Linked DNA regions of Homo sapiens: all the other regions are linked to region 4. Evidence: chromatin contacts called from ENCODE Hi-C data. All regions are on one chromosome and are shown on one strand. The core of a region is the stretch at or near the end of the contact, and the rest is flanking DNA. Distances in the headings are between cores, read along the strand shown.

The links. Hi-C counts contacts between places; a loop is a spot of excess contacts on that map. Pooled maps may share reads with other maps.
Region 1: a map with no recorded cell type shows a loop between it and region 4 (5-fold over the local background). The contact joins the enhancer-like site here to the promoter of EZR in region 4. A Hi-C loop is called at or near these places in 14 of 37 single-sample maps with no recorded cell type and 9 of 50 pooled maps.
Region 2: a loop to region 4 is called in a map with no recorded cell type, with 4 times the contacts of the local background. The contact joins the promoter of IGF2R here to the promoter of EZR in region 4. A Hi-C loop is called at or near these places in 3 of 37 single-sample maps with no recorded cell type and 4 of 50 pooled maps.
Region 3: a loop to region 4 is called in a map with no recorded cell type, with 7 times the contacts of the local background. The contact joins the enhancer-like site here to the promoter of EZR in region 4. A Hi-C loop is called at or near these places in 4 of 37 single-sample maps with no recorded cell type and 4 of 50 pooled maps.

Annotation. Positions count from the first base shown.
Region 1 is chr6:157,759,486-157,762,211 of GRCh38, forward strand. No RefSeq gene overlaps it. Among named protein-coding and RNA genes, the nearest start is that of SNX9, 62 kb to the right of the region's middle. Within about 2 kb of position 1,451, at least 10 of the 41 ENCODE cell types and tissues checked have a DNase peak (open chromatin) inside an H3K27ac peak, as active enhancers do.
Region 2 is chr6:159,967,691-159,970,457 of GRCh38, forward strand. It overlaps IGF2R (insulin like growth factor 2 receptor), which reads left to right and starts at 1,392. Exons shown (of 48, transcript NM_000876.4): 1 at 1,392-1,705. The coding sequence starts at 1,557. RefSeq lists silencers at 953-1,572, 1,583-1,862, 1,883-2,012.
Region 3 is chr6:157,560,343-157,563,042 of GRCh38, forward strand. The region is part of intron 2 of ZDHHC14 (zDHHC palmitoyltransferase 14); the gene reads left to right. Among named protein-coding and RNA genes, the nearest start is that of MIR3692, 33 kb to the left of the region's middle. RefSeq lists enhancers at 1,066-1,195, 1,473-2,446, 1,556-1,635, 1,756-1,835. Within about 2 kb of position 1,309, at least 6 of the 41 ENCODE cell types and tissues checked have a DNase peak (open chromatin) inside an H3K27ac peak, as active enhancers do.
Region 4 is chr6:158,817,886-158,820,781 of GRCh38, forward strand. It overlaps EZR (ezrin), which reads right to left and starts at 1,483. Exons shown (of 14, transcript NM_001111077.2): 1 at 1,432-1,483; 2 at 197-281. The coding sequence starts at 208. EZR-AS1 (EZR antisense RNA 1) reads left to right here and starts at 94. Exons shown (of 3, transcript NR_102425.1): 1 at 94-220; 2 at 2,587-2,708. RefSeq lists an enhancer at 67-116 and silencers at 327-526, 667-1,656, 1,717-1,766.

The DNA of each region.
Region 1 (2,726 bases), core at 201-2,700, 1.1 Mb before region 4:
GGAGTTTGAGGTCAGCATGGCCAATATGGTGAAACCCTGTCTCTAGTAAAAATACAAAAATTAGCTGGGCATGGTGGCGGGCGCCTGTAGTCCCAGCTACTCAAGAGGCTGAGGTGTGAGCTTTGAGTCCAGGTGGTTGAGGCTGAAGTGAGCCATGATCATGCCACTGCACTCTAGCCTGGGCAACAGAGGGAGACCCTGTCTCCAAATAAATATAGAAATAAATAAGAAAAATAAATAAAAGTTTAATGATATAAACTTACAAATTGAATAGATTATACTAAAAACAAAAGTAATAAACACTTAAAGCTCATCACTTCCTAGTGATCTACACTTTACTATTACCTATGCCATCAAAGTTTGTTTTTTTTGTTTGTTTGTTTGTTTTTTGTTTTCTTTTTTAGATGGAGTCTTGCTGTGTTTCCCAGCTGGAGTACAGTGGTGTGAACTTGGCTCACTGCAACTTCCACCTCCCAGGTTCAAGCAATTCCCCTGCCTCAGCCTCCCGAGTAGCTGGGACTACAGGCGTGCACCACCACACTGGCTAATTTTTTTTATCTTTTTTTCAGTAGAGATGGGGTTTCACCATGTTGGCCAGGATGGTCTCAATCTCCTGACCTCGTGATCTGCCCACCTTGGCCTCCCAAAATGCTGGGATTACAGGCGTGAGCCACCACGCCCGGGCCATCAAGGTTATTTACATCTGCGTGTCTGAGTGGAGGAAGCATTATATAACCCTGTTCTGCTGCACATCTCTTTCCACCTCTGCGTTCAGTGACTTCTTACTGACAGCTGGAAATTGGCCATGGGGGCAGTATTTACACCACAGAAATTGGCAAATGTACATTTCAGGACTCTTCTTCCAGAGAGCCTGTTGTGCACATTTACTAGCACACCATTAAAACCAGGCCACAGGGTGTCACCATCCACATTTCTCCCCCAGAGAGTGTCCAAAGGTTCAAATCGCAAAGTAGGGAGCTCAAGTCTGAGCCAGAGTGGCCTCTATCTCAATCAGTCTGGTGAGGCTGGTATAGCAGAGCTGGGGTGACAGCCAAGCGTTTAGACAAGGACAGTTCTTAGCCTCAGGAGATGCCAGTGTCACAGCTTCAGATAGCTCTCTGTCCAGGTGCAGGTGCAGGACCAGCCAGTGAGGGTACAGAGGATATGGGGACTGGGAGGAAGTAGTTTCCGGTTGCCTGACCTGACATTCAGGGCTGGATTTGAGGCCCAGAAGAAATCTAGGATCAGGGCAGACGCCAGCTGGTGGCCTGGTCACCTACACTGGCCTGGGTGGGGACAGGGAGTTGCACAGACTGACTCCCTTCCTACTCCCTCATGGAGAAGGGTCTTCAACACCTTTGCAGGTCCTTCCCATTGCCCCAGGCCTGGCTGATGCAAGCAGGTAGGGAGCGAGAGGGCAGGCTGGGGAAGGCAGTGTCTGGCAACACAGCCGGGGGAAAAGAGATTTATTTTACAACAACAACAAGAAGACTAATAAAAATAATTTTGAAAAAATCTGATGGATAACATGAATCACCCTCGTATGAATCACTAGTTACACTTGGTGGTGTACCAAGGAGAAGGAGAGAGCTGTGGGAGTCAGGGTGCATTGTCTGCAGAGAATTTAAAAATAGGAAGAAAAACACTGCAGTGGTCTGCTTTCTATTATCGCCATGTGTGGCGATTGTAAACAATGGCAGACCCACCCCCACACCACTGGTTACACCCCAGACATGCATTTTTGCCTGTGTTCTAGGTAATCAGTTGATTGTATTAGAACAGCTGACACATTCTTCTTTAGTTCCTTTTTGTGGCATTAGTTTCATAGAATCACTTATTTTGGGGGAATTGGAGGCATGTCTTGTTTTTCCATTCAGACAACAACATGTATCAAGCGGTCTATGATGTGCTGTCTGTCAGTTGCACTTGGAGTTCAAGAGCATTCTTAAAGACGCAATTTGTGTTTTGGAAAAATGGGTAGAGAGCCTTGTTTTGTGTGTGCGGTCAAATAAGTCAGAAGTTGGTTATGAGTCACCACTCTCCTGCTAGTCTAGCATTGTACCCTGCACAGCAAAAAGGGGTTGTAAGCATTAAAAGGGGGCTTTTGAAAAAGCACAGGATATGGAAAGGCGGCCTAGAAGCAAGTTCTGGTGCACGTGAACCGTGTGACCTCAGAAGCCGCATCCCACTGAGCTGTTCTGAGCCTCGGTTTCTCCATTGGTAGAATGGGGCTAATAGTACCTGACCAGCTGTTCCCAGGCTACCGCCAAGGGCCCGTGGAAGCAGGTGCAGGAAGGGATGACGCACACGTGAGCTCTTAAGACAGCTTCAGTTCCTCAGGATTCAAGAAGGGGGAAGGAGAGCCCAGGGCCAGCACATCTGGGGAGGTTCAATATAGATTTAGGTCTGGAATTTCCATTTTCACTGCAGATATGTTGTGCTGAGAAAAGTTCGAGGGCATCAGAATGAAAATTGGAACTTGAGAAACTGGATGAACGTCGCAGCAGGAAGGGAGCCGGGCTGGAGCTCTCTGGAGTGGGGCGCACCGCAGGGAGCACGGCCAGAAGATGGGAGAGGTCACAGGTGGGGCCGTGCCTCTCACAAGCTCAGGGTGCCCTGTGGGGCCGGGAGGGGCAGAGTACAAGCTCAGGGTGCCCTGTGGGGCCGGGAGGGGCAGAGTAGGTCTAGAAGCCGCTCTGGGGGCAGTGCCCCCACCATCACCTGCC
Region 2 (2,767 bases), core at 142-2,641, 1.1 Mb after region 4:
ATTTCACTGTGTTAGCCAGGATGGTCTCGATCTCCTGACCTTGTGATCCGCCCGCCTTGGCCTCCCAAAGTGCTGGGTTTACAGTCGCGAGCCACCGCGCCCGGTCACCACAAACCCTTTTTCGACGTCCACAGTTTACACCTGAGCTCTCCCTTTGACCCACTACAACACTTTCTTTTCTTGGGCAATATATTAATAGCACGGTGGTTATGTCACAGGCCTGTGACTGGCTTGGGCTCAAACCCGGGCTTTTTCACTTACTAGCTGCAAGACTAACTAGTTATTTAATTTCTCCATTCCTCACTTTCCTTATCTGCAAAACGGATGCAATAAAGGCACCCCCTCTTACAGGACTGTTAGGATTAAATGAGCTAAATCACAGTGTCCGAACACTTCAGTACTTCGTACATAATTACTTGCTCAAGAAATGTTAGCTATTATTGGGTCATGATTATTTATATGTGTTTGAATTCCAGCTTTGCCACATCCCAGAGTGTCTTTGAGTAAGTCACTGAGTATCCTTGTGCCTCAATTCCTCATCTATAAGTAGGTTCCCATCTCATAGGTTTTTAAAGATTCATGCTTACATGCTTAGCAGTGTCTGGTATGGAATAAGCACTAAAAAAGATGAGCTTTTATGATGATGATGATTACTATTTTCAGTCATGATTATTTTGTATATTTACTCTAAAAGAAAGTGAATTTTTTTAGTTCAAGACTTTTAGATTCATCGTTCTACTTTCATTGTGGCTAGCTCATGGCCATCCACGTAGTGAATTAATAAAGCTTTGTTGAGTGGCACTTGCTTGACAGCGACACTTTTGTCCACTCTTTCACCTTGCTGGATTTGTGCTGCCTTCCTTGCTGTAGGAAGCCCACGCTTGGGAAATAACATTCCCACAGAAGGTCTGAGAGGCTCTGACGGGCCAAGGTTGTAAACCCCCATGATTTGACTCCACGGGCAGTTAAAGTGTGTTCCCACCCCCCACGGATCCGCTGCCACTAGGCTGTGCGAAGGCATTTACCTCCCTGGCACTTTGATCCAAGTTCCCTATTTTCCCCTACTGGTCGATCGAGGTTGGGAACAGTTGCTCTAACCTGGGAAGCACCCGCCACGATCCAGCAGGGCGCGGTGGGAGGGGAAACTGAGGCCCGGCTAGGCACCCCCGCCGCGCCCAGCCCGCCGAGAGGCTCAGGCCCCGGGAGGCACCTGGAGCCTGCGCCCCGCCCGCGCCGCTTCCTGTCCCGCGCGCTGCGCTCACGTGACCCGGGCCTGGGAGGAGCCGGGGCGGGCGGGGGTCACCTGAACAAGGGAGTCACGTGAGCGGGGGGCGGGGGTGGGGGGGCGGTGCCGGGCGGCTGTCACGTGACGCGGTTCCGGGGCCGCCGCTGCCGCTGTCGCTGTCGCCGAGCCCAGTCGAGCCGCGCTCACCTCGGGCTCCCGCTCCGTCTCCACCTCCGCCTTTGCCCTGGCGGCGCGACCCCGTCCCGGGCGCGGCCCCCAGCAGTCGCGCGCCGTTAGCCTCGCGCCCGCCGCGCAGTCCGGGCCCGGCGCGATGGGGGCCGCCGCCGGCCGGAGCCCCCACCTGGGGCCCGCGCCCGCCCGCCGCCCGCAGCGCTCTCTGCTCCTGCTGCAGCTGCTGCTGCTCGTCGCTGCCCCGGGGTCCACGCAGGCCCAGGCCGCCCCGTTCCCCGAGCTGTGCAGGTGGGTGGCCCGCCCGGACGCAGGCTCCGCTCGCGGTGCCCGGGGTGAGCGGCCGGCGTGGGGGGCGGGGAGCGCTCGAGGAGCTCCTGGGGTCTCCAAGTCGCCTCCGTTCCGCGCCGGGGTCCGCCCCGTTCCCGAGGGAAAGTTGCCTGCGTGGTGTCCGCGAGTCCCGCCGGGTCCCGTGCGCAGGCGGGGGGCGCGGGGGCACACGCGGTCGTGGCGGTCCTGGAGCCCCGCGTCCGGCCACTTGTGGCTGTCGCTGAGTCGGGGGTGGCTTTGTGCGGAGCGGTCGCCCCGGCCCTTGGGGTCGGCGCCTGCCCTCGCGCGGCCGGGCGTCCGGGAAAGTTGGAGGCAGGAACTCCAGTTTGCTTTGTTCCCGCTGCGCGTTTGCATCAGAGTTTCGCCAGCGGGGCACCGGTGAGGCCCCTCGGTGTGGAGAGGCTCACCGGGGCGTTGGAGCCCGCAGGAATGGTCCTGGAGTTGAGTGTTTGTGGTTTCATTTGCTGATTGATTTCCCCCCGTGGGCTCATTTTCTCTTTAAAGAATATATATATATATATATTTTTAGCAGGCGGTGACTTTTGTCTTCTTTAGATTGGGGGCAGGGGGTGTCGTCCAGTGTGAGCTTTCAAGACTTGACCCTTCACTTCTCTGAGCCCAACTTCCTGCCTGGTTGCTCACATGATGTCATTGTCTCCGGGGCGGATTATTCTAGTGGATCTTGCTCTGGGAACCATGATTGTATAACCCATCAGTCCCATCGAGGGCTGTTCACCTCGCGCAACTGCTAGCAGTCCAGGGCCTGGGGAACTTCGAATTTCAGGAATTTTCTGACCATCCTTTTCTGGACTGTTTAGGATGATGGAAAATTCAGCTTTTGTTTATTTTTTTAAACTTTGGTAAAAAGGAAGCAGGATGAAAAGTTTTGAACAGACAACAGTTTCTCCCTGTTACTGTTACTTTTACAAGTTACTTTTACAAGTTACTTTTCAGAGTGAAACAAAGTTGAGCCTACTTTGGGCTGAACTTGGAGTTTGTGGTAGGGTTTATGGGGGGGGTTCT
Region 3 (2,700 bases), core at 59-2,558, 1.3 Mb before region 4:
AGAGATGGCCAACCACCACGTCCTCGTGAATCACCTTTGCAATCTGCTTCTGTAAACGCCACGTTGTTAGAACGTCTTAAAATATTGATATCAAAGATATCTAATGGCTTATAAAAGTTATCCTTATACAATTTCAATGAAAATATGCAAAATACAAAATTGGATGTACATTGGGATCTTAATATATATAGGAATTATAAGGAAATATAAACAAGTTTTTTTTTGTGATTGGACTGGCAAGTAATTTTAGTTTTTTTCTCTGTACGTTTCTGATATTCCCTATGATGAGCATGTGTTACCTTTATAATTAGAAGAAAAAAAATCAGTAAATGTCATTACATAAACTCTAGCATTAATAGATATGCATTCAGCAAACATTTATTAAGCAGTACTTCTTACTCATTGCCTTGGCCTTGGCAAATCACGAATTCTCTCTAGGGGCTTTGTGTTTTCATCTGGATAATGGGATCCCACGGCCTTGCCTGACTCACAGAAGCATTATGAGGAACGGATGCATTAACCTGAAGAAGCTGTGAAAATAGCAGATTGCTTATCCAAGCACAACATTATGAGGCGTGGCGTGTCTAATCACGAACCCACTAGAACATGAGAAAGAAGAAATTGAACAAGACTGTAATGAGTTGTTTGGAATGGAAGCCCATAAGAAACTAAAACCAAAAAATAGTCAGCATTTAAATGCAGAGTGCAGAAGGACATTTCGGGGAGCCCAGGTCCTCAGAGCGTGGGGGTGTTAGCTGCCCTGTGCAAGGCGGTCCTTTATTGGAAATCGCCTCAGAGAGCATTGCTGAGTGTGGCTTCTTGCAACTACACCTGAGAACGACATTCACTCTGCTTCATTGAAAACAATCTATCCCGTGTGTGGAAGAAGCATGCCTTGCTGGGGTCAGGGCCAGGGACAAAGCTCAGAGGCCATGCTGAGTTTTCATCAAACACCTGCTGAGCAGCTGGCACGTGCCAGGACACGGTCTAGGCTGAAGGCTGCCATCGTAGTGCAGAATAGAATCCCGTGGAGGTTGGAAATGTTTACCTGCTTGCTTTTTTTCTTACCGTGTGTATTATTTTCAGTAATAAAATGTATACATATACAAGTGAGCACCTTCCCCTGGAAATTCTGACTCAGCAGGTAGAGTGTCCGACGGGCGCGCATGTGAGACCTGCTGTCCCGGCGCTCAGATACACATGGGGGACAAAAATGACAAAGCAGCCACCCTCAGTTTATAATTAGGAAACAGAAACTATACACGCACACCTGGCACAGAGCAGGTGCTCTCACCCAGACCTCTTGAATTGTTGAGTTGAATTTATTTATTTATTTGAGATGGAGTTTCACTGTTGTCACCCAGCCTGGAGTGCAGTGGCGTGATCATGGCTCACTTTAACCTCCACCTCCTGGTTTCAAGTGATTCTGCCTCCACCTCCCAAGTAGCTGGGATTATAGGTGTGCACCACCACACCCGGCTATTTTTTGTATTTTTTGTAGATAAGTGGGGTTTTCACCATGTTGGCCTCCCAAAGTGCTGGGATTACAGGTGTGAGCCACTGTGCTGGGCCCTGAATTTAAAAGTTAAACGCAGAATACATAGATGTTCTCAGAGGGTTAGATACTTTTTTTCCCTTAGTATCTGAGGTTTTTGTGGGTTCAGTGAGAAACCTGGGTGTTTATAACATATAAACAAAATGATTTCAGTTCCTCAACTCACACAGCTTTTCACAGGGAAGGGGCAGAAGATGCAGCTTGAAGGTATCCAGAAAACATGTGTGGGGCAGTCAGACGGAGCAGCTGCAGCCTGGGGGCGTAGGGGCTGTGGGGACCTGCAGTAGCCTGGTTGGCAACCATGAGAAGAGAGAGGAAGGGCCTATAAGTCAGTCCATCTGTGACCACAACACCCACAGCCCTGGGCAATGAAGGGCAGAAGTGGGGACCAGGGATGCCCAACTGGGGTTTAGCCGTGAGAACAGCTGGTGCAGCCTCAGAGAAGGCGCTGCAGAAGCTCCCAGGGTGGACGCTGGGACTCCTGGGCCAGAAGCTCTGTGAGCGTGGCGAGGGGTCTCTGCCTTGTTCCGCTGTCCCTGGCTGGCCCCTCATTTTCTGTTGGTGGGGCCAGGGCTGCTGCTGGGCTCTCCATGCGATTCTCTAGGCAGATTTGGGGTGGGGGCTCCCGAGAGGGTCTGTGAAGACTACCACTTCTCCAGGTACAGAGAGGGAGGGGACCCTAAGCTGCTGCCTCTCGCTGAGGTCAGCAGACACTCGATGAGCCACCTGAGCAGCTCATTCGCAGGCAGGTTCCAGGCCCAGTCCTGAGCTCACCACCCAGAGTCTGTTGGAGACAGGACCTGGGAATCTGCATCTAGCACAGTAATGTTTGAGAGTCACTGACTTAAAATATCCTCACATATATAGGGAGCGTTTTATGTGTGTGAAGTGTAGTGCTGTGGAGAGGGGCAGCCTCCTCAGAAAATGGAGGTTGTGTCAGCTAGGAAGCTGCTCAGGACAACGGTTCCCTCCCGCCTCCCACCGCCCCCCAAGCACCCACTGTGCCCAGGTCAAGGAAGAACCTAGAACTCCCCAACCCCACCCCTGCCCTGCAAGAGCTGTGCATTCCTGACAAGAGGCTGCCCAGGAGGTGAAAGGGAGCAAGGCGGCATGGAGGCTGGGGCCATGTGGATGTAGGGTTCATG
Region 4 (2,896 bases), core at 233-2,732:
AAATGGTGTTTTCCTAACGCTCCACAAAAGGGTCAACAAGTAACAAAGAGCGGCGAAAACCTCCTCCTATTCCTATCGTCTTCTGCGTGTGAGAAGAACCCTGTTCCCCAGGAACTGCCCCAACACCTCGAGCAGGTGCCTCCCCTCTCCAATGAAGCCTCTCCCGTCCGCCCGGCCCAGAAACTGGGCAACTTACTGGTTTCGGCATTTTCGGTTTCTGGTGAGTATCCTCGATCCCCGAAAACACGACTATCCAGCAGCAGCGAAGACGCTGTCCCAACCTGGAGTCAGAGCAGAACCCTTAGAGCGCCCGCCCGCCCTGCCTCGTCCTCCTGCCGCGCCCGACACTCGGCGCCCGCAGCGCGCTGCCGCTTAAGAACCGGCCAGCCCGGGCCCGGGTGAGTCAGCGCCCCGCCCAGCACTGCGGGCATGGGGAGGGGGCACGGGCGGGGCGGGGCCGGGCCGGGCCCCCGGCGAGGAGGCGCCCGAGAGCGGGGGCGCGCGCCCAAGGGGCAGCCGGCGGGCACTGGAGGTGCCCCCCAGTTGGGGGTGGGTCCGAGGAGAGGGGGTGCGCACCCAGGGGACCCCCAGCATGAAGGGGCTGGTGGGGGGCGCAGGCCCGGGAGAGAGAGGGCAGGGGGAACACTCAGTGGGGAGGATCGGGGGGAGGGGGCGCGGGCCCCGGGGAACACTCGGCCAGGAGGGTCAGGGGAGAGAGCGCCGGCCGGGCGGGGAGGGGTCTGGGGGACACTCGAGGTGCACCCAGCGGAGAGAGGCGGAGAAGAGGGGGCGCGGGCCCAGGGATACCCGGCGGGGAAAGGCCCGGGGAGAGGGAGCGCGCGCCTGGGAGAGAGAGGGCGAGGGGCAGGAGGAACACCTAGGAGGAAGGAGTCCCGGGACAGCCAGCGCGAGCCCGCGGGGCACCCGACAGGGAGGGGTCAGGGGAGAGGGGGCACAGGGCGGGCGGGGGGGCACTCGCTGGGGAGGGATCCGTGGAGAGGGGGCGCGGGCTCGGGGTCCGCCGAGGAACTTCCCGGGGCTGCCAGGAAGCCCGTGAGAAGCCGAGCACTCGGCAAGTTTCACTTTGTGTAGCAACCGTTGCCCCGCGGCTGCAGTCACAACCGTCAAGCCTTTGAGAAACTCTTTCAAAAACTGCAACCGCTCGGGAGCCGCCGAGGGACGGCGCCCAGGCACCCAGGCTCCGCGTTTCCTTCGGGAGAGACCTGAGGGGACCCGGCGCCGAGGGGAAGGTCGCGGGGCCGCGGGCCGGCTCAGCTCCACCTGCCCCGGGGGTGCCGGGCGAGAACCCCGCGCCGCGCCCCCTAGGCTGCCCGCCGCACCTGCCGCCGAACCCCGCCGCCCGCCCGGGCCCTCCACCAGGAACCCCCCGCCCAGAACCCCCGTCCCGACCCCGGCCGCCGCACGCCTCACCCGGCGCCTGCAGTGCTCCGTGTGCTCCCCGCCGCCCTTGCGTCCGCCGAGTGCGCTCGCTGCCCGCGCTCCCAAAAGCCCCGGCGGGGCGGGTCCCGGGACCACGCCCCTTCCCGCCCAGCTCCCGACCTGTGAGGTGCGCCCCCCGCAAGATGGCGGCAGCCGGGCCTCGGGCTGGGTGGGGGCGGAACTTGGCGGAAGTGCGCGCTACTCCCCTCGCAGATGCAAGTGGGGAGGCTGTTTGTCCCACAGCGGGCAGGGGGAAGTCAGGAAAACGTAAATAAATCTGGAGGGGCGGACGGCTTGGGGGAATCGCTGGACCGCTTGGGGCCGGGACCGGGGGCCAGTTCCGAGGCCTCGGCCCTGGGGCGGCTGCACCTGGCCCCGAGTCTCGGTGCACGTGGCCGGCCCAGCCGCCGCCTTTCCGAAGCTCTGGTTAAGTGGCACGTTTGTGGCCTCTTTTGACGTGACTGGCAAAAAGCTCCATGGGATTTCTCTGAAATTCTAGGAATTAAGTTTTTTTGTTTGTTTTTTTGCTAATGGTTCTCAACAAATTTTTAAGACACACAAAACACATACTTTGGGGGCCAGTAGAATTTGCTGCGGGAGAGCTCACTCTAGAAGGGGTTCTCAACGTCTGGCTTCCAGACGAGCAGCAACAGCATTCACTGGGAACTTGCATAAGTGGAAATTAGGTGTTGCTCAGCCTTAGGATTCAGAAACTCTAGGGCTGAGCCCAGCAATCAGTGTGTTACAAGCCCTTCGGGTGATTGTGATGTTGGCTAAAGGTTGAGACCAGAGCTTCTCCTGAATTCCTCTCCTGGGTTTACTCCTCCCTTTCTGCTTTTAGTTTTCTTGTTTGTAAAGCGGCATAATTATGGCACCTGTATCAGAGGGTTCTAATGAGGATAATGAGTTAGTACATGTACGATGCCTGGAACAGTACCTGACACTTAGTAAGCACTTAAATCTATCCTGGTAGAAAGAGAAACCAATGACTTTGGGCGAAGTTCCAAACTCTGTTTCCCAATTTGTTGAGTGAACATACTAGTAGCCCCACCTACATAGACTTGTAAGGATTAAATGAGATCGTGCATGTGGAATGCTTAACTCGTGCTAGCCTCATAGTAATTGATGCTTAACCTGTCTTCCTAGGGACACACTGCTGTTTGGGCAACCCTTTGTCAGGGCCTGTTATCTCCCACTTGCAGATCCAGGGCATTTCAGAGGTCAGAGAGAGGAGGGAGGCCTCTTCTGAGATTTTGACCTCTATTCAGGTAAGTGTATTCCCTCTGAAAGACTGAACTTTTCTTTCCCTTTTTTTTTTAGACGGAGTTTTGCTCTTCTTGCCCAGGCTGGAGTGCATTGGCGCAATCTCAGCTCATTGCAACCTCCATCTCCCAGGTTCAAGCAATTCTCCTGCCTCAGCCTCTTGAGTAGCTGGGATTACAGACACCCGCCACCA